3 separate regions of the Homo sapiens genome follow, and regions 2 and 3 are each linked to region 1. Evidence: chromatin loops called from intact Hi-C (ENCODE). Cell type or tissue: mammary epithelial cell. All regions are shown on one strand.

The links. Hi-C counts contacts between places; a loop is a spot of excess contacts. Peaks named below come from ENCODE experiments on the same cell type or tissue, not always from the same donor. Only the 100,000 strongest peaks of a DNase experiment are listed, where the experiment ranks them.
Region 2: a loop joins it to region 1, with 11 times the contacts of the local background. A loop is called at or near these places in 12 of 110 quality-filtered maps.
Region 3: it touches region 1 in a loop (3-fold over the local background); 3 of 110 quality-filtered maps call a loop at or near these places.

What each region holds. Positions count from the first base shown.
Region 1 is chr4:152,933,121-152,941,120 of GRCh38, reverse strand. FHDC1 (FH2 domain containing 1) reads right to left here and starts at 4,798. Exons shown (of 12, transcript NM_001371116.1): 1 at 4,712-4,798. LOC729870 (a long non-coding RNA gene) reads left to right here and starts at 4,284. Exons shown (of 2, transcript NR_136614.1): 1 at 4,284-4,472; 2 at 5,671-6,605. RefSeq lists silencers at 3,161-3,420, 4,753-4,842. In mammary epithelial cell, no CTCF peak of the experiment used is centred here; DNase peaks (open chromatin) are centred at 3,070, 4,420 and 4,860; H3K4me3 peaks cover 3,081 bases; H3K27ac peaks cover 1,964 bases.
Region 2 is chr4:153,124,823-153,132,822 of GRCh38, reverse strand. No RefSeq gene overlaps it. Among named protein-coding and RNA genes, the nearest start is that of TRIM2, 76 kb to the left of the region's middle. In mammary epithelial cell, a CTCF peak has its summit at 4,727 (motif pointing right); a DNase peak (open chromatin) is centred at 4,732.
Region 3 is chr4:152,858,053-152,866,052 of GRCh38, reverse strand. ARFIP1 (ARF interacting protein 1) reads right to left here. Exons shown (of 9, transcript NM_001025595.3): 3 at 2,339-2,447. Among named protein-coding and RNA genes, the nearest start is that of FHDC1, 74 kb to the left of the region's middle. In mammary epithelial cell, no CTCF peak of the experiment used is centred here; no DNase peak of the experiment used is centred here.

The DNA of each region.
Region 1 (8,000 bases):
TAATTGGATACTTTAAAAAATCATTTTCACCACTTTTAAGTGTGCAATTTAGTGGCATTAAGTACATTCACAGTGTTGTGCAGCCATCACCACCAAATAATTTTTAAATAAGTAAAATAGAAAATATTTTTCCAAGCTGACATACAGCTCACTTGAGATGTAACTGGCTTCTAGAAAGAGTTTTCATAATTATCATTAGGGGCATAACTAGGCTGTTTTCATAGTTGGCACCCTTAAAGCAAATGACTCATTGTCAATTACAGTTTATAGTTATATCTGAACTCTTCTTTTTCAAGACTGTGCAGGTAATTTTGGCAGTTTATCCTTACATATTTTAAAATACTTCTGTACATAAAATATCTCATGTATAGAAGAGCTGTTAATCCTCCAATTTACCTCCAATTCCAGATATGCTGACTTATTTATAGATTATCCCTGTTAAGAATGGTGATAAGCTCAAAAAGTCTCCAATCTAGAAAGCAGTAACTCATTCAGTGCTGTATATGGACAGATGCGCCACTAAACCTCACAATGCAAATACAGAGATACTGACAAAGACTAAGGAAGACTATATACTCCAAGGTTATGCAACCTCACTGTCTCCTAACAACAAAGCCAGAAAGGTGCGTGTTTTAGTACTGTGCTTTGCACAGAGGAAGTACCAGATAAACGACTGTCAAAGTAAAAAGTGACACTTGTTAGCTCTGCATTGGGATGATTCTAACCAATGCCCCATGTAAAAGAATGTTATTTTTAAAAGTTAAAGGAAACAAAAGAAAATGTACAACAGTGTCCCTGGTATGCTGTCTGATTAATTTCTTCCAAGGGTAACACACAAGGATCCTAGCCCCCCAACGGCTTCTAATGAATAGGTTCGCCAGCAATGATTAGCCAAGACGCTAATGCTTTTACTACCTTTACTCCAATAGGGTTTCCCCCTGGGCCAGGATGTCCAATGTGAAAGAGGTGGCAGGAAAAGTGGAGTACAGACAGAATTCTAACCCTTTCCACAGCCACATGGAAATTAAAATAGAGAATACACAAAAGAACGATGGATTTGCTGCAGTACTGCCCGCAGTAGAGATGCAAACACACACTCTCCAGGTACGCTAGGAGAACGCAGGTGATGCTGCAGCCCTAACAGACCACATTGGCTGCCTGTTTCTCACAGCTGACAACTGCCAGTAGGGACAATGGGATTAGCCCCCACTCTGTCTGGAAAATGCTAAGTAGTCCCATCAATCTGCCCCTGGGCAGACAGAGACAGGCCTGTATGTAAGATCTCAGCTACAGGTTGGAAACCTCAGCAACAGGATGAGGTAGCTGCTAAGGCTGACAAGTGCCCAGCTCTGAGTAAAATGCAGAGCTGTCATGGCTGGGCTCTGAAGATGGGAATGTCTCCTCAAGTCCCCTGAGTGCTACTCATGACCCATCAGAGTTGTGTTTGAGTGATGGACTCTCCCAAGGAGGCTGTAGCTCAGTTGAGCATCTTTCAACTATGTGAAATTTCAATAAGGCGATGCTGTGATCACGTACTTAACTTTTAGTTAATTGGCAGACAAAAAATCTTAGAACGTTCGTTAAGGGTCTTCAAAGCTGCCCCTGGCCCCCTCCTAAGCTCTCCTGCCTAAACAGCCCGCTGTACTTTTTCCTTGGTGTCAGAAACACCCCTAGAAGTTCTAGTCTCGGCCAGGCGCGGTGGCTCACGCCTGTAATCCCAGCACTTTGGGAAGCCGAGGTGGGCAGATCACGAGGTCAGGAGATCAAGACTATCCTGTCCAACATGGTGAAACCCGTCTCTACTAAAATACACACACACATAAACACACACTCAAACACACACACTGAAACACACACACTCAAACACACACACACAGTAGCTGGGCGTGGTGGCGCGCCTGTAGTCCCAGCTACTTGGGAGGCTGAGGCAGGAGAATCGCTTGAATCAGGGAGTCGGAGGTTGCAGTGAGCCGAGATTACGCCACAGCACTCCAGCGTGGCGACAGAGCCAGACTCCGTCGCAACAACAAAACAACAATAACCAAAAAAAAGACGTTCTAGTCTCTTGAAGGGAGCCAAGAAAAAAGAGTATATAGGCTTCATCTCACAGTGTATTTAAGGGGAGAGCATGTTCCTGGCCGTCAGTTTGGAGCTCAGGGCTTTCCTGAACGAGGACCAGTGGTCCTGGTGCTCAGAATGAGTGGTTCTGCACCAGTGGTCCTGGTGCTCAGAATGAGTGGTTCTGCACCAGCGGTCCTGGTGCTCAGAATGAGTGGTTCTGCACCAGTGGTTCTGGTGCTCAGAATGAGGGTCTTGGTGCTCAGCTGGTCACTCACTCCTTTGGTCAACAATAATCAAAAGGAACATCAAGGAAAACCTGCCAGAAAACCTTTCTCCTTGACTCCTGGCATGTGCCACAGAAGAGGTGGGGGCAGGAAGGGCTGGCCCACATGCTTCTGATGACAAACCAGGGTAGAACAAGCCGAGTTTGGAGAGCAGAGGTAGAGAAACACACAGCCCTATTTTATTGTATTTGGGAGAGAAGAAAAGGATGGGGAAAGTACGGACAATTCTAAACTATGGAATTTTTACTCCCACTCCACTAATTCGGGAAAAGGCTCCTCCACCACCACTTATCTTTCAAAAGCTTTCTTGATTATTAAACACAGAATGTCAGTCGGTACAATTACGCAGTCGGGCCAGAGCCGGACCGTCCAGCTCTTCTGTGAGTTCCGTCTGCCTGTGCTCCAGGCAGTAGTGAAAGAACCCAGGACAACGCGTTCCCAGTAAGCGCCTTCAATCTGCAGCACAATGTAAATATTCATAGGCGCCCGAGACCAACACCCGAGAGCAGAGGAAAAACGCCTGTATTTGAATGTTCATTTTCAGTTTCTCTCACTGTCCCAAAACCAAGAAAAAAAAAAAAAAAAGCACATGCGTGCCAAAGGATGCTCTAGAGAGAGGGAAGGGAGCGCCGGCTGCTCCTTCCAGGAAGACAACTGTGGGTCAGTTGAAGGGGGTCACAGACGGCCGAATCCCGGAGGTCGTTTCTGTCCACACGGAAGTTTGAAAACCGACCATTAAGTCCGGAAGAAATTCGGCCTGGGGGGTCCTGGGACACCACTTCTTTCAAGTTTGGATACGTAGTAGTTCACCAGCTCTCTGCGTTAGACAGCTGTCCGCAGCCTCCTTACATCCCCAACCCGGCACCCCGGTCCCCGCCCGAGCCACTCACCAACAAGCCACCGGCTCAGCCGCCACCGGCTGGGCCGCGAATCCCCGGGGAGCCGCGCTGGGGTCAGCAAACTGAACGCGAGTGGGCGGCCCACGGGCCGCGCGGAGCCCCAGCTGCGTCCTTATCAGCGCCGGGCAGAAGGGCGTCGCGGCGCGAGGGTGGGGCGCCGGTGCGCGCTGAGATCGACGCCCACACGCGCCGCGCCAGCTCTGCGGCGGGGAGAGAAGCCGCGGCCTGCGGGGCGGGGACTGCGGGGCGGGCGCCCAGCGCGGGCGTTGCACGACCCTCGGCCTTCCGCAGCGCCGACCGCTCTCCCGTCCGGCGGCTGCAGCTGCTGGGTCGGCCGCCGCACCCGCTCGCCCATTCCCGGCCCCTCCAGTTGGAGGGGGTCTCGGCCCCGCCCCCCTCCCCGAGGGGCCCACGCTGGAAAGCCCACGCTCCCCACGCCACGCCCCCCAGGGCGCCAGCCCCTCTGCGGGGGTTTAGCACGCTGCGCCCAGAAGTTGGGTGGGAGACGGCTAACTAGGGGAGGTGTCCGTGTGAATGAAACGAAAGGGGGGGTCTTCCGGCTCGCAGACACCGGGTCTGCGGCGGCCGCGCGCTCCCAACCCACCCGGAGCCTCCGCCGCGACATCTTCCCACGTCCCCCATCCAGGTCGCAGGCGCGGGGGAAAAGCCTCACGGCCGCACTGCGGCTCTGCCAAAAGGGAGCCGGGTCGAGCCGCTGAGAAAAACAGAGGGGAGACTCCTGGCGTTTGAAACCGGTCAGAACCCGCTCTCCAAGAGCTGGGGACACCCCTTGTTTGGAGGCTGATCCCCAGCCCACCCGCTTCCTCCCCCTCCCCACACTCCTGCAGGCGCGGGGCGCAACTTGCAATCCGAACTTCGCGCGGCCGGAGCAAGTTTGTCGGGGCGAGAAGCGCCTGGTCCTCGGTCCGCACCACCGCACTAGGTCCCCGCCACCGCCCCACCACTGTGTCAGGGGCCAGGCGTGGCCCCCGGCTGGCTAGGGAACCGAGCGCGGCGCCGCGGCTGCGCATTCCGTGCGGGACGCCGCTGTCTCCCAAGGGTCGGGATAAACTAGGGGGCGGTTGATCTGAAAGTCTTAGCCACGACTAATAGTCAACCGCCCAGGTGCGACCCGCAGCAGCCTTGGCGATGCAGCTCGTTCTCCAGACGCGGGTCCACACCGGCGCGTCCTCGCCTCCAGGGACCGATCGCTGTTCTCCGTGGCCGGGTAAGGGCGGCCGCCAAAGTCACCGGGGTGGATGTGGAGGGAACTGGAACCTCCTCTCCAGCTTTCCCGGTGAGGCTCGGAGGAAGCCGAGACCCGGCACCCATCAGCCGCGCTTCTCGGCGCCTCAGCCTCGGGTCCCGGACAACACCCCAACCCTGACCCTCCCGAGCGGCGGGGCTCCAGCTCCCCGTGTCCCGCGCCGCGGTCGCCCCCGCCTCGGCCGCCCGACCCGCACTCACCCGCGGCCAGCGCGCCCCCGCTCCCGGCGCGCAGACCGCTGCAGCCTCCCGCCGTTGTGTCGGCGTAGCCGCCTCCTCCCGGTCACTGCAGGCCCAGCCAACCCTGAGCGCGAGGGGGCAGGGCGGGGCGGGGCGCAGCGGCAGCCTCAGGTAACAAAGCTGCGGCCTCGCTGCTCCTGGCCGGCCGGGAAGGGCAGCGCGCCCTTTCCTGCTCCGCCCCTCCCTCGCCTCCCCTTCCACCCTACGCGCGCCACCGTCACCGCCACGCGCTCACCTTCACCTGCGCGGGGCCCCGGGGGAGACGCCTCGGGGCACACTGCTTCCCGCACCCGAAGGCTGGTGCGGGGCTAGGCCGGGGGCCACCGAGAGAAGTAGGGGCGGCAGGAGACGGAGATAGCTGGGCTGCCCAGAAGAGCCAGGTGTCCTCGGGGAACGGGCGAGAGGAGGCGCCAAGCTGGCTTCTGAACCTGCAAGTGCCTTTCACAAAGGAGCCTTTGCGACAGCCTCCCAGGCACCCTCTCTTGTGCACACGGGCGCGCACACACTCTTATATACACGCGCGCACACACACACACACACCCGCACACGCCCCCCGACGCACGCGCCAGACCACCCTCTGCCCCAACACTTGCTTCTCCCTGGAGAGCTAGCAGCACTTGGGCGAACTGACCTGTCCCAACCCCTACAGCTGAAACCTGGCTGCGCTAGAGCTTCGCAAAGGTCAGCTCCTCCCTGGGGCCTGCCAAGCTGTAAATTTGTTACCGTTTTTTATTTTGTTTTTGTTTTTAATTCTCAATGATGATGGTAACAGAAACCTTTAGGTTGTATTAAAGCGTAAAAAGACCCCTCAAAAATTTTGCCAGGCCTCATCGAATGAACGCACGCTGTCTGGGAAAGGCACACTCCTCACAGAAAGAAACAGGGGAATCGATTTAATCACATTTTTTTTTTCTTCAAAGTGACTTGGGGCGCCAGTGAGAAGCAAGTAGTCAAAGAAAACATCCCGGGCAAACCGGCTGACCGAAAATCCACTGTCGGGGTAGGGAGGCGCCCTCTACGGGGATGAAGTCATCGCTACCTTTGACTCTTTGATCCTAGATAACCGACCAAGACGTTTCCAGCCTAATGCCTGACGCCTTTTGCTTCCTCCATCCTGGTCCTCAGTCCCTGAACTCCCAGGACAGAATTCCTGACCTCCTTGGTCAAGCCTTGGATCGAGAAAGAGAAACTATTAGTGTAAACAAACCAATCAACCCCAAAACCAAAACTGTGCCTGCCAATAGCCCATTTCTTGGCCATTGATGGTGCATGAAGAGAAATGGATCCAATTAAGAAAATCTTAAAATCTTAAGGAATAAGAAAATGTAATAAAGAGAAAGACAATGTCATGCTCAGGGAGCTAATATGAATCCCAAAGGAATATTGACTGTTCAGGCTCAAGTTAAATTACAGCAGATCGAAAGTGAGGAGTTGAGTGGCATCTTCTTTTCTCTTACTGTCGACCTTGTTAAATGGGGAGTCCACACCCCTTGCCTACTCCTCCCTCCTCAACCCCGTGACAGTGGGCCTCCCCCCAACTGTATTGAGCATGCACTCTAAAACAGTTACTTTTTGAGAAGTCAAGTCTGGTGACCCATTCTCAGCCCCTCATCCCTTTGATCTCCTTGGCAGCATCCTACCCTAAGGCCTTCTCTATGCTTCTCTGGACTTCTCTGCTGACCCTTCTCTTCCTTTGAGGACAGTAACAAGGTTTTTCCAACTCTCGATCTCCCAGTATCCCAAAGAAATACCTTCTGATTTCAAACTGAACCCATCCAGATGTCGTGGGACCTGAAGCTTGTATAACTCCTGGGGGAACTTCTTAAAGGAAAGCAATAAAAACTTACAAACATAATACTAGACATGTATCCTTGGAAGGGCCCAGGGAAAATGAGGGGCTTGGAAATTTGAGCTTCAAGGTATATCTCCGGGTTTCTCTTCAATGTCAGGGACTCTTGAATCCATATTATCGTTGTAAAATTTCAAGTCCAAATAAAAATATCCAAAAATCAACTCATCTTTCCCTCAAAACTAGTACTCTTCCCACACCCACCACCTCCCCCTCTTTACCTAAGACCTGGTTTTTCTGTTTGAAATCCTAGCTTTTCCTTTGCTTGTCTCTCTTAAATTCTTTAAAATTCAAGTATTTGCTAAATTTGCTGCTCTTTCCCAAGTAACCTGTTTTATTTTTCACATGCACCATCACTGCAGTAACCCCAAGTAGTGGAAGAGGGAACAAGTATTTATCTGCTGTTGGCCACATATCAGGCACCACACTTAATTCTCACCATGATCCTATAAGCATTCTGATTTCCTAGCTTAGAGAAGTTAAATTGGATACCTACATCCACTACCTTGGTGTTCTTTCTGCTTCTCTCTTCTTCCTAAATCCATCCCAAAACTGCTGTCAGGTCACTGTTTTTAAAAGTCTGATTTCATCACACTACCTACCTCTTCAAAACCTTCTGCAGATTCCCATGTGCTCCTACAGGAAGAAGGCAGCATTCTTCAGTCTGACAATCCGGCAGCATCCTACGTTTATCTCCCACAATTGGATGCGTCCCATTTCACTCAAGCAGTGGGACGTACTGCCCCTGAATATGTCATGCTTATTTTGACTTTTTTTTTTTTTTTTTTTTTTGAGACGGGGTCTCACTGTCGCCAGGCTGGAATGCAGTGGAGCGATCTCAGCTCACTGCAACCTCTGCCTCCCAGGTTCAAGCGATTCTCCTGCCTCAGCCTCCCAAGTAGCTGGGATTACAAGCATGCACCACCACACCTGGCTAATTTTTGTATTTTTAGTAGAGATAGGGTTTCACCATGTTGGCCAGAATGGTCTCAATCTCCTGACCTTGTGATCCACCCGCCTCAGCCTCCCAGAGTGCTGGGATTACATATGTAAGCCACCACGCCTGGCCTACTTTGACTCTTATTTTTCAAATTGTACATAGGATGTGGTCAAAAAGTGCTTGAATGAAGCATGGCGCAACTCTTCAATAGAGTTCATATCTTGATGGATTGGATCTAAAGCTGCAAAATCTAGAAGACAATTTATTCTTCATCTATTAATATGCTGATTGTCCATCTGTATCCCCCAAATGTGCCAACCAGCCTTTAAATAAGGCTGGAAAGGCTCCTGAAGCCCAGTGTGCCCAAAGTCTGCCCAGCTACTGGCATTCGTGGCTTGGAGGTGGCGCTGCTGCCACTGCAGGCCTCTTGAGCAGTGGGCAGTGTGACCAGCTCTCACTTT
Region 2 (8,000 bases), 190 kb before region 1:
GAGTTTGAGACCAGCCTGGGCAACATGACAAGAACCCATCCCTAAAAAAATTCAAAAAAATTAGCCGGCTTGGTGGTGTGCACCTGTAGTCCCAACTACTTGGGAGGCTGAGGTGGGAGGATTGCTTGAGCCTGGGAGGTGGAGGTTGCAGTAAGCCATGACTGTGCCACTGCACTCCAGCCTGGGCAACAGAGGAAGGCTCTGTCTCAAAAAGAAACAAACAAAAAACATGTACATGAATATTGATAGCAGTGTCATTAATAAAAGCTGAAAAGTGGAAATAATCCTAATGTATATCAACGAATGAATGGGTAGACAAATATTATGTCTATACATGGAATGTTATTTAGCCATAAAAGGTAATAAAGTATTGTTACATGCCATAACATGGATGAACCTTGAAAACATTGTGCTAAAAAGCCAGACACAAAAGACCACATATTGTATGGTTTTATGTATATGAAATGTCTGAATAGACAAATCTATAAAGACAGAAAGTGGATTAGTGGTTGCCTTGAGAGCGGGGAAAGACATAGGTAGTGACTGCTAATTTCTAATTTTTTCTGAGTTCTATCACCGCAGTTTTGAATTTGTCTAATTCTGATTTGTGTTATTTTGTCTTTTGTAATTGTCTTCCCTTAAATAAGAGCTTTTTGATAAAAAAAAATTTACATAGCATACAGTTCACCTACTTAAAGTGTATAATTCAATGGTTTGTTGTGTATTCATAGAGCTATGTCAAAAGGACTCAGAATCCAGTATGAAGAGGTGCCATTGGTCAAATAAGGGACAATTTGAGTGTCAAGAAGCATAATGAATCCATTGATTGAAATCATGAAATATTTTTTAAATTCATGAGTTTACAAGGATATAAATAAATCTCATTGGTCACCTTTAGAGGGCGATGAGGAACCGTTATCATTAACTATTATGTATAACAAACTCCCCCCAAGACGAAGCAGTGTAAACACCCGTTCTATCATGCATATGGATTCTGTATTTCAGGACTTCAGATAGGGCCTGGTGGACCTGGCTCTGTGACATCTGGGACATCAGCTGGAAAGACGAAATGGCTGGGACTGGAGTCATCTGGAGGCCACTTCACTTGCACATTTGGGTCTGGGTTGGGATGACGGAAGCCTGTGCTCAGCTGGGCTGCTATCCAGAGTGCCCATATGCAGCCTTTCTGAGGCAGTGTTCTCAGCGGAGCTGGATTTCTCACAGGGCAGCCACGGGCTCCATGAGCATGTGTCCGAGGAAACAAGGTAGAAGCTGTGTGGCCTTTTATGATGTAGGCATGGAAGTCACAAATTGTCTTTCTTTTTTTTAAACAGAGTCTTGCTCTGTCACCCAGGCTGGAGTGCAGTGGCGCAATCTTGGCTCACTACAATCTCTGCCTCCTGGGTTCAAGCAATTCTCCTGCCTCAGCCTCCTGAGTAGTTGGGATTACAGGTGTCCACCACCACGCCTGGCTAATTTTTGCATTTTTAGTAAAGACAGGGTTTCACCATGTTGGCCAGGCTGGTCTCAAACTCCTGACCTCAGGCGATCTGCCTGCCTCAGCCTCCCAAAGTGCTGGGATTACAGGCAGGAGCCACTGCACCCGGCACAAATTGTCATTTTTAATGCTCTCCTATGCCCCTCCAGATTCAACAAGCGGGATGTAGATCCCATCTCTTGAAGGCAGAAGCGCTGCAGAATTTGCAGTCAAGTTTTACAACCACCACGGGAACACATTCACTTTCTTGAAAACTGGGTAATTAAAGCAAAGAAAATCAAGTTTTTTTTCCTATGTGAACTGTACCGCGGAGAAATCAAATACAGCATGAAGGGCAGAAATGCTTACTAAAAGTATTTTAACTAAAGGATGCAAAATAAATGGTGACATTAGAATATCGTCATTTTGCAGACCACATAAATCTAGCCACTGAGCTAATGAAAGGACACAGCACTACCTAGAATCTTGCCAAAGAGACAACACGAGTCTAGGGATAGAAGAGGAGTCTGACGCAGCCTCTGGCCCCAGCTTCCAAGCTGGCAGGAAAGACAGACAGAGGAACATGTTGAATTGCACCATGAGCCTGCAGTCACCTCAGAGCCAGACTCTGAGATGTTCTACACATCAAATACCCCAGCTTCTTCAGCAGGCAAACTGCAAGGAATGGAGAGAAGCCTATACATTATAATAAACTTAAAAGACATAAGGTAGAAAAATTGGGGGAGGTACAGACTAAACTAAAGTGTCTAGTCAGGCACATTTGGGTCCTAAAACCAAAAAGAAACAGGAAAGTCACTACAGTAAAAGGACAGTGGTTCCTTTTTGGGGAAGGGAGGGAGTTGAGGCTGGAACAGCACAATGGAGCGTTCTGGGGTGACTGGTTCTTTTGGTTACATGGGCGTTCACCTTATTATGACTCATTAAGTTCTACTTTTATTTTGGAAGGTTTCTATATGTTTTATTTTACAATAAAAAGTAAAAGAGGAGCAGAGAAATACAGAAAGAAAGTGATTTTGATGGTGGTGGTGATTGAGGCAGTGGTGGTGATGGCAGTGGTGATGCTATTGGTGGTGGGGGTGGTGGTGGTAGTGATGCTGGTGGTGGTGGTGGGGTGGTAATGGTGGTGGTAGTGATATGGTAGTGGTAGTGGTGGTGGTGATGGTGGTGATGGTAGTGGTGGTGGTGGTGGTGGTAGTGATAGTGATATGGTAGTGGTAGTGGTGGTGGTGATGGTGGTGATGGTAGTGGTGGTGGTGGTGGTGGTAGTGATAGTGATATGGTAGTGGTAGTGGTGGTGGTGATGGTGGTGATGGTAGTGGTGGTGGTGGTGGTGGTAGTGATAGTGATATGGTGGTGATGGTGGTGGTGGGGGTGGTGATGGTGGTAATGGTGATGGTGGTGGTGGTGATGGTGGTGGTGATGGTGTTGATGGTGGTGGTGGGGGTGGTGATGGTGGTGATGGTAGTGGTGGTGGTGGTAGTGATATGGTGGTGATGGTGGTGGTGATGGTGGTGATGGTGGTGGTGGGGGTGGTGATGGTGGTAATGGTGATGGTGGTGTTGGTGATGGTGGTGATGGTAGTGATGGTGGTGGTGATGGTGTTGATGGTGGTGGGGGGGTGGTGATGTTGGTGATGGTGATGGTGGTGGTGAAGGTGGTGGTGATGGTGATGCTGGTGGTGGTAGTGGTGATGGTGGTGGTGGTGATGGTGGTGGTGGTGGTGGGGGTGGTGATGGTGGTAATGGTGATGGTGGTGGTGGTGGTGGTGATGGTGGTGATGGTGGTGGTGATGGTGGTGATGGTGGTGGTGGTGGTGATGGTGGTGATGCTGGTGGTGGTGGTGGTGATGGTGGTGGTGGTGGTGATGGTGGTGGTGGTGATGGTGGTAGTGGTATGGTGGTGGTGATGGTGGTGGTGGTAGTGGTTATGGTGGAGGTAGTGGTATGTTGGTGGTGGTGGTAATGGTGGTGGTGATGCTGATGGTGGTGATGGCAGTGGTGACAGTAGTGGTGGTGGGGGTAATGGTGGCAGTTGTGGTGATGGTGGTAGTGGTGGTGGTGATGGTGGTGGCTAACATTTATTGAACATTTATTAAATGCAAGGCACTGGCCCAGCACCTACCACAGGTTAGCTCATTTAATTCCCCCCACTATTATCCCCCTTTTTCATATAGTGAGACTGAGATTTACAAACTTTAAGTAATCTTCCCAAGGTCTTATGTTACTGAGTGATAGACCAGAAATTTGCTGATGATCCACAAACTGAACAGTCCCACAAGTGAGGTTAAGGGAATGGCAAGGCCATGGGGATTCTATTCCCCTCTTCTCGGCTGAGTGAAAAAAAAAAGTAAATACAGAGTATTTTGCTCTGTAATCTTCAGTCTGGAGAGACTGAAATAAATGTTTCACTTTTGATAAACAGGACTTTAGGGGAGTAGAGAATATTGCTCTAAGCACTTTGTGATAAATTATTGATTTTATTTGGGATTTACATGGAATAATTGATCTTCATGTAGTGATTTTAAAGATCCAGTTATCTTTACTGAAAACAAATGTCCTACACACCTTTGCTATTTATCTTGTTTCTACTCTTTTAAAAGGAAGGCTTTGTTTGTTTGTTTTTTAGGGATAGGGTCTTGCTCTGTTGTCCAAGCTGGGGTGCAGGGGCGCGATCACAGTGCCCTGCAGCCTGGAACTCCCAGGCTCAAGGGACTCTCCCACTTCAGCCTCCTGAGTAGCTGGGACTAGAGAAATGGCCGCCATGCCTGGCTAATTTTTGTATTTTTTGTACAGACAGGGTCTCTCTATGTTACCCAGGCTGGTCTGGAACTCTTGGGCTCAAGCGATCCTTCTGCCTCAGCCTCCCAAAGTGCTTGGATTACAGGTGAGAGCCATTGCGCCAGGCCAGGAAGCCGTTTAAATCATATAAATTCAAAAATAATTCAAATAGAGAAAGAAAATAAATCGTTAGATTTTTAAAATGAAATTTTGGCTATAAAAGAAATACCTTTTTAAGAAACACGATTAAAAGAATATATTCTCTGGTCTCTCCAAATCACACTGAAAATCCCAAAGCAAGCTGTTTAATCTTCTAACATAAAAGCAGGCCCTTTGAATGCAGGGAACATGTCATAATTTCTTTTGTGTTCTCTACCAAGAACATTCAAATTCAGGGCCCGCTTGATAACCAGACCAATGCTTTACAGAATTTGCAATTAGTGGATTGTCCAGAAGAGGGCGCGCGTTGCCCATGTTACTCAAAGGCGCCGCCAGACCCGGCCGAAGCTGAGTAGCTAAGAACAAAAGATGCACATTCCTCTCTGAGGACAGAACAAAAGGGTGGATTTTAAAAAGCAAAAGAAACGCAACATTTAACGCTGCCTCCCATAATCTCCACGAACACCCTACAACTCAGCCACAGCTGGTCACAGGCAGGCTGAATATTACATTGTAAAAAACAAACTGGAAAGCAGCTGTTTTTAAAACAGATATCGTTTGCTTGGTGTAATTCCATCCGGGTAATGCCTATTTATTCAACAGTCAATTCTGCCTGAGTTGTGTTTTCCCGTTATGAGATACAGGTGGGCATCGCTGAATCCAAAACCAGTACATAGTAGAGACAAAAGTATAGATGCTCCATTTTGTAAGATCGTGGTGGGACACTGCATTCCCCCAAATAATGCCTCGTATTCTCACCCCTCACTTTGTTTGCTCTCATTACCAGTGAAAAACGCATCTCATCCACATGAATAGCTCCACTCAAATGATAATGCTTTTTTTTTTTTTTTCTGAGACAGAGTCTTACTCTGTAGCCCAGGCTGGAGTACAGTGGCGCAATCTCGGCTGCACTGCAACCTCCGTCTCCCGGGTTCAGGCGATTCTCCTGCCTCAGCCTCGCGAGTGCTGAGATTACAAGCGCGCACCACCACGCCCAGCTAAGTTTTTGTATTTTTACTAGAGATGGGGTTGCTCCATGTTGGCCAGGATGGTCTCGAACTCCTGACCTCAAGTGATCTGCCTACCTCAGCCTCCCAAAGTGCTGGGATTACAGGCGTGAGCCATGGCGCCTGGCCTGATAAAGCTTTTTAAAACTTAGTTATAGCCACTTTCATGGTCAGCTTTTAAGAAAGCAGTAAATATTCCTCAGCAAAGGCAAAGATAGCAATATCTCAGAGCAGGCAACTCAAAGCAAACACACAAAAGGAAAACCCAGCCCCCTTGTTTACTTACGGGTCTTCAAGCTCCTAATATTGACATGAGTTTCTGAGGTCTCCTGTGCATTTTCTTTTCTACAGCAAACAACAGGGCTTTTAACCTATAAAGAGGTAGATCTGGCTGCCCCAGAAAGGTGGGTTAACTGTCCCCCAACAGACTAAAGGAGAGTGAACGGTGCTGAAGAGCAACAGGCAAGAAGTCTTAGGAAAATAAGCTCCTCTGCATGAGTTATAGTGAGGCATTAGCGAATTTGGGGCAAAGACCCAGAACGGGAAACAGCCATCAGATTCGTGTGTGAGAAGTATTCAGCCACAGCTTTTTCTTAGGGTCTGTTTGAAAGTATTACATTTAACTTCAGCATGCCTTTCCAAAAGGTATATTTAGAAGCAATTAGGTTAAAAGCTTTGAGCTCCTTGGAGTTCTATCTATACAGATATCTACTGGCCTAGGGGACCTTAAGGTATTGAATTAAATGAGTCTCCCCAGCCTTTTTGTTGAGACAGGGTCTAGCTCTGTCACCCAGGCTGGAGTGCAGTGATGCATGATCATGGTTTGCTGCAGCTTCGAATTTCTGGGCTCAAGTGATCCTCCTACTTCAGCCTCCCGAATAGCTGGGACTACAAATGCGAGACACCATGCCCAGCTAATTTTTAAATTTTTTGTAGATATGGGGGTTTTGCCATGTTGCTCAGACTGGTATAAAACTCCTGGGCTCCAGTGAACTTCCCACCTCGGCCTCCCAAAGCATTGGGATTATAAGTATGAGTCACCACTCCTGGCCAAGTCTCCTTTTAAGATGCAAGAGTCTCCATATATAAAGAAAGCAGCTAGACTTGGAGCACGCAAGCTTTAAGGCATTTAGAAAAGATCAGGTGCACCTCAGTATGAGGGCTACTAAGGAGTTGAGAGCTGTTGCTCTCAGCAGTCATTTTCCCTATGGGGCAGATTGCTCAGGTAGGAGCCCTCTGAAGGTGTGAGACAGGACTCAGGTGTGAGACAGGACTCAGGTGTATCTCTGCCTGCCCACACCCAGGAGGGTCTCCACGAGCAAAATCAGGGGACAGGCAAATGAGAGAGCCCTCCCCAGCATGCCTTCCCCACACCTGCTGCCTGGCTCGCTGAGCTGTCTTGACTGCCTACTTTTGGCTTAGGAAACCAGGCTGAGGCCTAGGCAGCCTACAGACCCTCTGCAGACCCTCTGCAGACCCAAGCCCTATTCAGCCCAAGCTCACCCTTCCCTCTGATCACATCTTCCCTTGGTGCCATTTTTAACTTCAACTCCAGTTACTTCCTGCTCGTTTTCAAGTGTGGGAGTTTTGATCCTGGGGCCTTAAGGATGGACCCTTAAGGGGGCTGAAATGCTCTAAAGTCATCTGCAAAATGTGTGGTTATAAATATGTTTCCTTTGTCCTGAGAGGTGACCCTTTGCTTTCACCAGATTCTCAAAGGAATTTACAGCCACCAAAAGGCCGTAGAAACCAATCCAGGGGGACTGTGAATGAACCGAGGTTGGAGACACTGCACTGTGTCAGCGTTAAGCCACAGCTGTCAAGTCGTGACAGGCAGAAGAGTCTAAGGAGCTCACTGGGCCAGGTACCATGGCTCACGCCTCTAATCCCAGCACTTTGGGAGGCTGAGGTGGGCAGATCACCTGAGGCCAGGAGTTCGAGACCAGCCTGGCCAGCATGGTAGAAATCCTGTCTCTACTAAACTACTAAAACTACAAAAATTAGTTGAGTGTGGTGGCGGGTGCCTGTAATCCCAGCTGCTTGGGAGGCTGAGGTGGGAGGATCGCTTGAGCCCAGGAGGTGGAGGCTGCAGTGAGTCAAGATCGCCTCACTGCACTCCAGCCTGGGTGACAGAGTAAGACTCCGTCTCAAGAAGAAGACGAAAAAAAGAGCTTGCCAGATCCTTCCCTAGCATTTAGATGACATATAGGGACCTTGGAGATCACCTAATCCAAACCCTTTATTGTATAAATAAGGAAACTGAGTCTCAAAGTCACACAGGGCAGGTGTCAGGACCAGCATCTGAATCTCCTCTCAACCCTGCTTCTTGTAATATCACTCATGAGGGTCAAGTTCTTCTAGTTCTGATCCTGGAAATTGTGGGAAGATGTTGCAGGAGAGAGACGAGTTGCATATCTATAGAGTTGTTGTAGAGTAGACTTTATAGAGTTCATGTAAGCAGCATATCATTAGGAGTGTGGAGTCTGGAACCTGAGTTTGCATGTTGACTCTGCCTCTTACTACGTGACCTTAGGGAAGCCATCTCGCCCTATGCACCCA
Region 3 (8,000 bases), 75 kb after region 1:
ATCTCAAGTACCCAGGGACACAAACACTGCGGAAGGCCGCAGGGTCCTCTGCCTAGGAAAACCAGAGACCTTTGTTCACTTGTTTATCTGCTGACCTTCCCTCCACTATTGTCCTATGACCCTGCCAAATCCCCCTCTGCGAGAAACACCCAAGAATGATCAATTAAAAAATATATATATTTAAAATATCTTAATAGTAAAATTAGTTTTTTATTCTATGTTGACATTTAAATTTTAGAATTGGTGATTAGTCAAAAAATGGTACCAAATTATGCAAAGTAAGCCTTACGTTTTTCAGCACTCTTAGTTTTAGGTACTCAGTCAGCCCTTCCAAATTCAAAATTATCCCTGATATAAGAATGCCATGATGCTTCAGAATGACTACTAAGACACTGACGTGATTGCTCCCTTTATTTTTCTAAACATAAGTATGAAAAGAGAAAAAAATGATGTCAGTAGACAGTCCATTCATTTCACAGCCTAAAGGAGAGGATATTATACTGGATTATCCTAAACGTCTATTTCCAGGACCCATATAGCAGAGAATATACTTCAAAATCTAAACTGTTCTTTAAATAAAGTATTGGCCAACTGTACAATAAAAAATACAGCATACGGCCAGGCACAGTGGCTCATGCCTGTAATCCCAGCACTTTGGGAGGCCCAGGCAGGAGGACTGCCTGAGCTCAGGAGTTGGAGACCAGCCTGGCCAACATAGTGAAACCCCGTCTCTACTAAAAATATAAAAATTAGCCCGGCATGGTGGCAGGCGCCTGTAATCCCAACTACTTGGGATGTCGAGGCAGGAGAATCACTTGAACTCGGGGGCAGAGGTTGCAGTGAGCCAAGATCATGCCACTGCACTCCAGCCTGGGCAACAGAGTGAGACTACATCTTTAAAAAAAAAAAATACAGAATACTAATATCTGCATGAGGGCTATGGTTTACAAAGGCATGGACATAATTGTTTCTTCATTTTGTAAAATGTAATGCAGCATTAAAATTAATATGTGCTTAATTGAACTGAACATAAACTGTAGCTACTACTTTACAGTACTGTCCAGAAAATCTATTTCCCACATCTAAATGTTTACACGGCTTTACTTTCACTCGAGTAAAAAAAAAAAAAAAAAAAAAAAGTTTAAAAAAGTTATCACAAGTAAAAGCATTAAGAAAGGAGCCAATATTTTTCTATTAAAAATAGACATAGATATGAGATGTGTGCAGAAAAGAGTTAACACAGCAGGTCTAACTGCTATCCTTAAAAAGGCTGGCATGCGGCAACTTGAATTTTGGGAGGATTTCCTCCATTGCCAGAATGATTACGAGTGCCTCACTGTGCTTAAGCTGTTTACCTGCAATGTGGCTTATGCTGCTTACCTGCTTTCCTTCTGGAAGTCTAGAATCTTGGTATGTAACAGATGGAGAAACCTATGTGATCAGCCCCCAGTAAAAATCCCAAGCATGGAGTTTCAAATGAGCTTCCCTAGTTAGCAAAATTTCACCTATGTTGTCAGTCTCACTGCTGGAGGAATTAAGCAATTCCTGTGTGATTAAGCTGGGAGAAGACTCTTGGAAGCTTATGCCTAGTTTTCCTCAGACTTAGCTTATGCACTTTTTGCCTTTACTGATCGTGCTTGCTACTCTCATTACAATAAATCATAGCCATGAGTGTCACTATGTAAGTCCTGTGAATTCTCCTAGCAAATTGCTGATTTGGTTAAAAGAATGCTTAAAGAATATTAATTTGGCAGACATGTAAGAACAGCTTGGAAGAGTCAGAAACTGAGGCAAGATCAATCATAAGATACCACTATATCTCAGGTATTCAACAGCTACAGTTTAGGATAGAGAGGTGGTCAAAAGTATGGAGAGAAGGGAGGAAATTTAGGAATAATTAAGAGTAATTAAAATACAAACTTTTAATGAGTGTGGTCTTGGAGACCTCCTATATAACGTAAAAAGTTCATTTTTCTATTTGCTTTGAAATAAGAAATATGTATTTATAAAAATCAACATTGATTTATAAATTTCATGGTTACAAGTTAAAATAATCTACATCTACATTTCTGACATAATTTTTGTTTTTATTTCAGTATTTTATAACCTATTCTTAAATAATAACCAGTGATATCATGTACATTGATCTGTTTATATAAAGGAGACTACTCAAATAATTCTATTACTTAAATTGAAGAGAAAAAGGAATACATTTATAATCAATGTTTTATCACAGAATGAAAGGGCTCCATTCTTGTGCTTTATTAATAAAGGTAGCATTTGGTGAACTTCTCCCATCCTCTATCCCAGCCATCTTTACAAATATATGGGCTCTTACCTTGAAATGCTCCTGCTTCAATAACACCCTCTTTGGTATTGTCAAAGCCATGAGATGTAATTTGGGTTTCTGAGAGACCAAGTCCAGATGGTAATGAATGCTTCAAATCCTTAGCAAGATTTAAATAAAAGAAAAAACTTTGTAAAAAAATCCCACATGACGTAACAGTTCAGAATAATTGTATCCTTTTAATCAAATCTTAGATTATTTTTCTCTCTGCTATGCGGTATTCCCTTATGCTATCATGGCATTCTATAATGATGTATAATCAGCAGCAAATACAGCAAGATTTGTATTAAGTGGTATTGTGTACATCACATACAATACACTTTCATCATTCTGGAATTAAGCAGCAGGCAGATATTAAAATTCAATGTAAAAATTTTAATCTTACTGATACATCAGAAAAATTATTTTAATGAGCAAAATTAAGATCATTCAATTTCCATGTCTAATATGTAAAAGCTGACTGACACCTAATATAATCACAATGAGCCTGGCTAATGCACAGTATAAACAAATCATTCACTTGCCATGTTAATTTCCCTTCCATTTCAAGAGGGCTTCTCTGACTTCAATCAGGGTGAGGTAAGCAAAAATTACTTAGATTTACATTGCACAATGATAATAGTTAACCTAACTGCAAATTAGCCTATAACAGAACCTTATTATAATAAAAATAATATTCAACACTGGGTCTTAAGAGCTTAAAAAGTATAAAAAGTCAAGAAGCACAATGTTCTTTAAAAGGCACAATCCTAGTTAAGTATATTCTAAGTTTTTTTTCCCAGAACTTTGTAAATTAAATCTCAGGGCTTAAGTAATGATTAGGCAAAAAGGCCAAGTAAAACTGTAAAATCACCAAGAAGTAAAGCTGAGGCTACAGTCTGCTGGCTTCAAGTGATGCAACAATTATGAATAATGTAGACTTAAATCTGGCCTATCCACATGACTAGAACTTCAGAGAAATCAAACTGAAATGAAGGCATTAAATCTACAATAAAATCACTTTTCTATTTACCTTTATTAAATTTTCATGGGAATTTCAGGGCTATGACAAGTTAAAAGTAAACACAGCTAGTAAGCTAAATTTTTAGACTGATCGTAGTTTAAGATAGCAGATTTTAGATCATAAATATATATAACTACTGTTATATATTTTTTCTAAACCATTACACCTTTTCTTGATGTACTGGTACAAGTATAGAGCCTATAGCAGGGGTCCAGGATATTTCTCCAAAGATAGTTATCCTTTTTTTTTTTTTAAACCTAGGACAAAACATACACATCTTAATCAGGTGAAGGCAATATGCAATCAAAGAGGAAAGTATACAACAATTTATAATGTAGTTAAGAATTCAGAAGAGGAAATGATCAGTGTGCATTCAATAGAAGAAAAAGTCTTAATGGAAGAGATGGATTCTAAGCTGCATCAGTGACCAACATGGATGATATGGAACGCTGGAGGGATGGAATAGGGTTAGGAAGGGTTCATCTTCAACCTAGTAGAAAAACTTTCAGGGAAGAGGGTGGGTAGCACTGGGCAGTCATTATCATATTATTGGGATAGCATGGAGGCCAGCAACTAGGCTACCATGGCCAACGTCGCTAAAGGTCTATGTTGAGAGATAGCGGTAAATGAATTAGAAAATTTTGAGTAACGGGTTTACTTGATTTGGTTAAAGCATTGCTTAAAGAATATTAATTTGGTAGACATGTAAGAACAGCTTGGAAGAGTTAGAAACTGAGGCAAGATTAATCATAAGATACCACCGTATCTCAAGTATTCAACAGCTAAAGTTTAGGATGGAGAGGTGACCAAAAGAACAGACAGAAGGGATGAAATTTAGAATAATTAAGAGTAATTAAAATACAAACTTTTAATGAAAATTCAAGGTATAGCCATACATTAAATATAACAATGAAGTGGTATAGCTAAGATAATATATACTACTGAAATAAGAAGCCCTTTCAGAAGTTAATTTCCATAATCATGAACCAAAATGCAAAGGGATTATTAAATCACTAGCCAAGAAGATTTAATCTTAAACAATTATATCTACTCTGCTACTGAAGTAAAAATATTGTAGGACAAGTTAAGTGACATGTTGTATAATATAACTTGAAAACACCCTATTTTGGAATGTTTGCTGAAGAAGTTTCCATCTGGATTCTAATGTTCTAAATGTACTCCTTAAATGTACTTGATGTTTTTCTTGACCAATGTATAAGCAACCCTTAATTACCTTTTTTTCCTTAAGTTTTTCACTGTTTTCAATGAGGAACTTACTAACTTATACAACGTCATAGAAATACAGTAAGGATAACTTGGTTCATCATCTCTATACTTCTGAGAAAAGGTATATGCTGCAAATGAAAATAGGTGGCTATAAAGAATAGAAACAAAACAGTTCCTAAAGATGAATAGAATCTTCTAGGTGCTAGGCCATGGAGTCATGCTTTTCTCTACTTTGCATCATCTTTGGAGGACTCTCTGGGACTATATTACGATTAGGTACCCAGGCCCAGAGCATGCTGAATCTCTATCACTAAACTTCTTTAGTTAACCATGAACATTTATTAGAATCTGTGATTTTAAATTAAGTACACAGGATTTAATATAATTTCCATTCTGAAAGGTCAAGTTTTACATTGCTTAAAACTATTCTTAGATATTTTTACTAAAGCATTTTAAAAACTGAAGTATAAAAAAGCCAATTTGGTTCAATTAAATTAAAAATAGTTTTTAAAATTCCCTCCAGATCCTAACACCTAAGAATGGAAAAGCAAACACCCATATACTTACCTTCTACTGTCTATTAACAACATTTGTAGGCTGTCTATGAAATCTAAAAATCTACCCTGTCATAAGTATCTTTGCTTAGTTTTAGCCATTTTAGTTTTATCCATTCAATCTTAAATCTCCAATTTTGCAGCTTGGTTTCCTTTTTCTAGCTAAACAAATATCTGTCCAGTTAGTGACTAATTTATTATTGGAAATAAATTAAACGGAGGGGATTGTGTCTGGGAATGGCTCCTTTATCCTGTAGTTCTCAAACCTGGGATTTCATCACACTGGCAGTGAGATGTGTGTAAAGTGATTTGTTACTAATAGTAGTTGAAAGCAAAACACTTATCAACTTCAGTGTGTAAAGTATTTATATTACGGTAGGTTCAAGGTAATCTCTGTGACTCTTTTGTTGCATTTTAGTATGCTTTTTGGACTGAGAGATACAGGGTGGAGTTTCAGAAGGCAAACAAAATTGTTTAGCACTTTGGACATCAGTGAAAATGTCTGAGAACTGGCTCTGATTTCAAATGCATCCATTATTTCAAAAAAATAATACCTAGCAATCATTTGATGAGGCAGTTTGATATAATGGATGCAATGTGGGCTCTGAAGTCAGCTCAGATATACCTGAGTTTGAATCCTGGCTTCAGTCACTTAATGGCTGCATAACCCCAGGCAAATAGTCTGAATTGCTGAGATTCTTCACTGTAACATGATAATGTTAAGGGATAATTATTCTTACTTCATAGACAACATACAAAAAGTACACTACAACATCTGGTACTTCAAGTATTAATGTCTTTCTCCTTCATCCCAATTTTTAAATAGAACTCTTCTGGAGACTAGAAGTTGGAATGATGAAAGATTATTTTCTTATATGTAAAACTGACCATTATATCTAAGAATGTATTTTCATATTACTTAGGATGAGTGATTTTTATTTTTTGAGTGACAAAGTCATGAAATTATAAGTATTTCCACCCTTATTATACTTACAACCCCATCTTAATTATATTAGAGCATGCCTAGATGGGAAACTAACCATATAATTAACTTCTGATATCCAGTGACTTTAAACAGGGCAACTAGATAGAATTTACAAGTCGGAGAGATCTGTTTTAAAATTTATAAAACGACACCTTTAGTAGAAATAGAGTTTCTGAGTAAGAGACCAAAAACTGTGGGAAAAAAGACATGCTTTAAAGGGAAGGTGATGAGTTTGATACAAAAAGTAAGGAATATACAGAGTACAAACCAAAAAATGCAAGAAAAGCCCAGCTGGAAGATCATTAAAAATAAGTACCTTCAGTAGGGATAGGAATGTTTTCATAAACAAAGAAAGGCTGCTAAAGAGAATTTGAAAGATAAACTGGTCTTTGAAACAGTCATTGGAACACTTGTGAAAATCCTCAAAAGACTACAAGCTTGGGTATTCTGAAGAACATCACTCTATATTCAATAAATGAGGCATCTGAGGAATTCTAGACCTCAAGACATGATTGGTTACCTACTGTACATAAAATCCAAATCAAACTCTTTCTTTCAAAGAGATAAACTGGTCAGGCATGATGTGATGGCTCACACCTGTAATCCCAGCACTTTGGGAGGTTGAGACAAGAGGATCGCTTGAGCTCGGGAATTTGAGACTAGCCTAGGCAACATGGCAAAACCCCAACTCTAAAAAAATACAAAAATTCAGCTGGGCATGGTGGCATGAGCCTATAGTCCTAGCTACTTGGAAGGGTGAGGTGGAAGGATGGCTTGAGCCCAGGCGACGGAGGCTGCAGTGAGCCAATTGGTGCGACTGCCCTGTAGACTGGGCAGCAGAGCCAGATCCTGCCTCAAACAAAAACAAAAACAAAAAACAAAAAAGAGAGATAAACTAGTATGTCTCTTATAAAGGAAAAGAAAAATATTGGTCTTGGGTCTCAAATGGGTCTCTCAAAACGTTAGATTTCCTACTAAAAGTCTTTTTACCATCTGGTTTGGATATGAGGTTTGGATCAGAGATTTACAGCGCTTGCTCCTTTAAAGATAACATACAACATAGCAATCCCCTCCAACCCCCACAAAAGAAATCCCTATTCCCCTTACCTTGTTCTATTTTTCTCATAGCAATGACCACTAAGTGATATATTATGTGTATATTTGTTTATTTTTGTGTCCCCTCACTATACTATACATCATGACAGCAGGGTTGTTGCCTATTTTGTTTACTGCTATATACCCAGCACCTGAAATAGTACCTGAGATATAGGGGGATCAAATAAATATTTGAATAGATAAATAATGAATTTGTTGAATGAACTAAAGGATTTATGATTCAATGCCATGTAGATTAAGAAGCTGCAATAATAACGGGTTTATTTTGAAATATAATTTAATGTATATTTGCTTATTCTTACATTAGACTTTTTGGTCAGAGAAAGAGATAAGGTACACTCCTTGCCATCTCATTGGAGACAAGATAGACATTAACATAAAAATTGAACATGGTGCCAAAGTAAAAACACTAAGTATCAGAAGAATTCAGAATAGACTAAGTCCATAAAAAACAAAATAGGAAGGAAGGAAGTACTGCCTGAGCTATGGAACATAAATTATTTATTTACTTATTTTATTTTACTTTTTTGAGATAAGGTCTGGCTCTATCACCCAGGCTGGAGTGCAGTGGTGTGATCTGGGCCCACTGTAACCTCCACCCCCTGGGCTCGAGCCATCCACCCACCTCAGCCTCCCGAGTAGCTGGGATTACAGACATGCACCACCACGCCCAGCTAATTTTTGTATTTTTAGTAGAGATGGAGTTTCGCCATGTTGCCCCAGCTGGTCTCAAACTCATGAACTCAAGTGATTCGCCCGTCTCAGCCT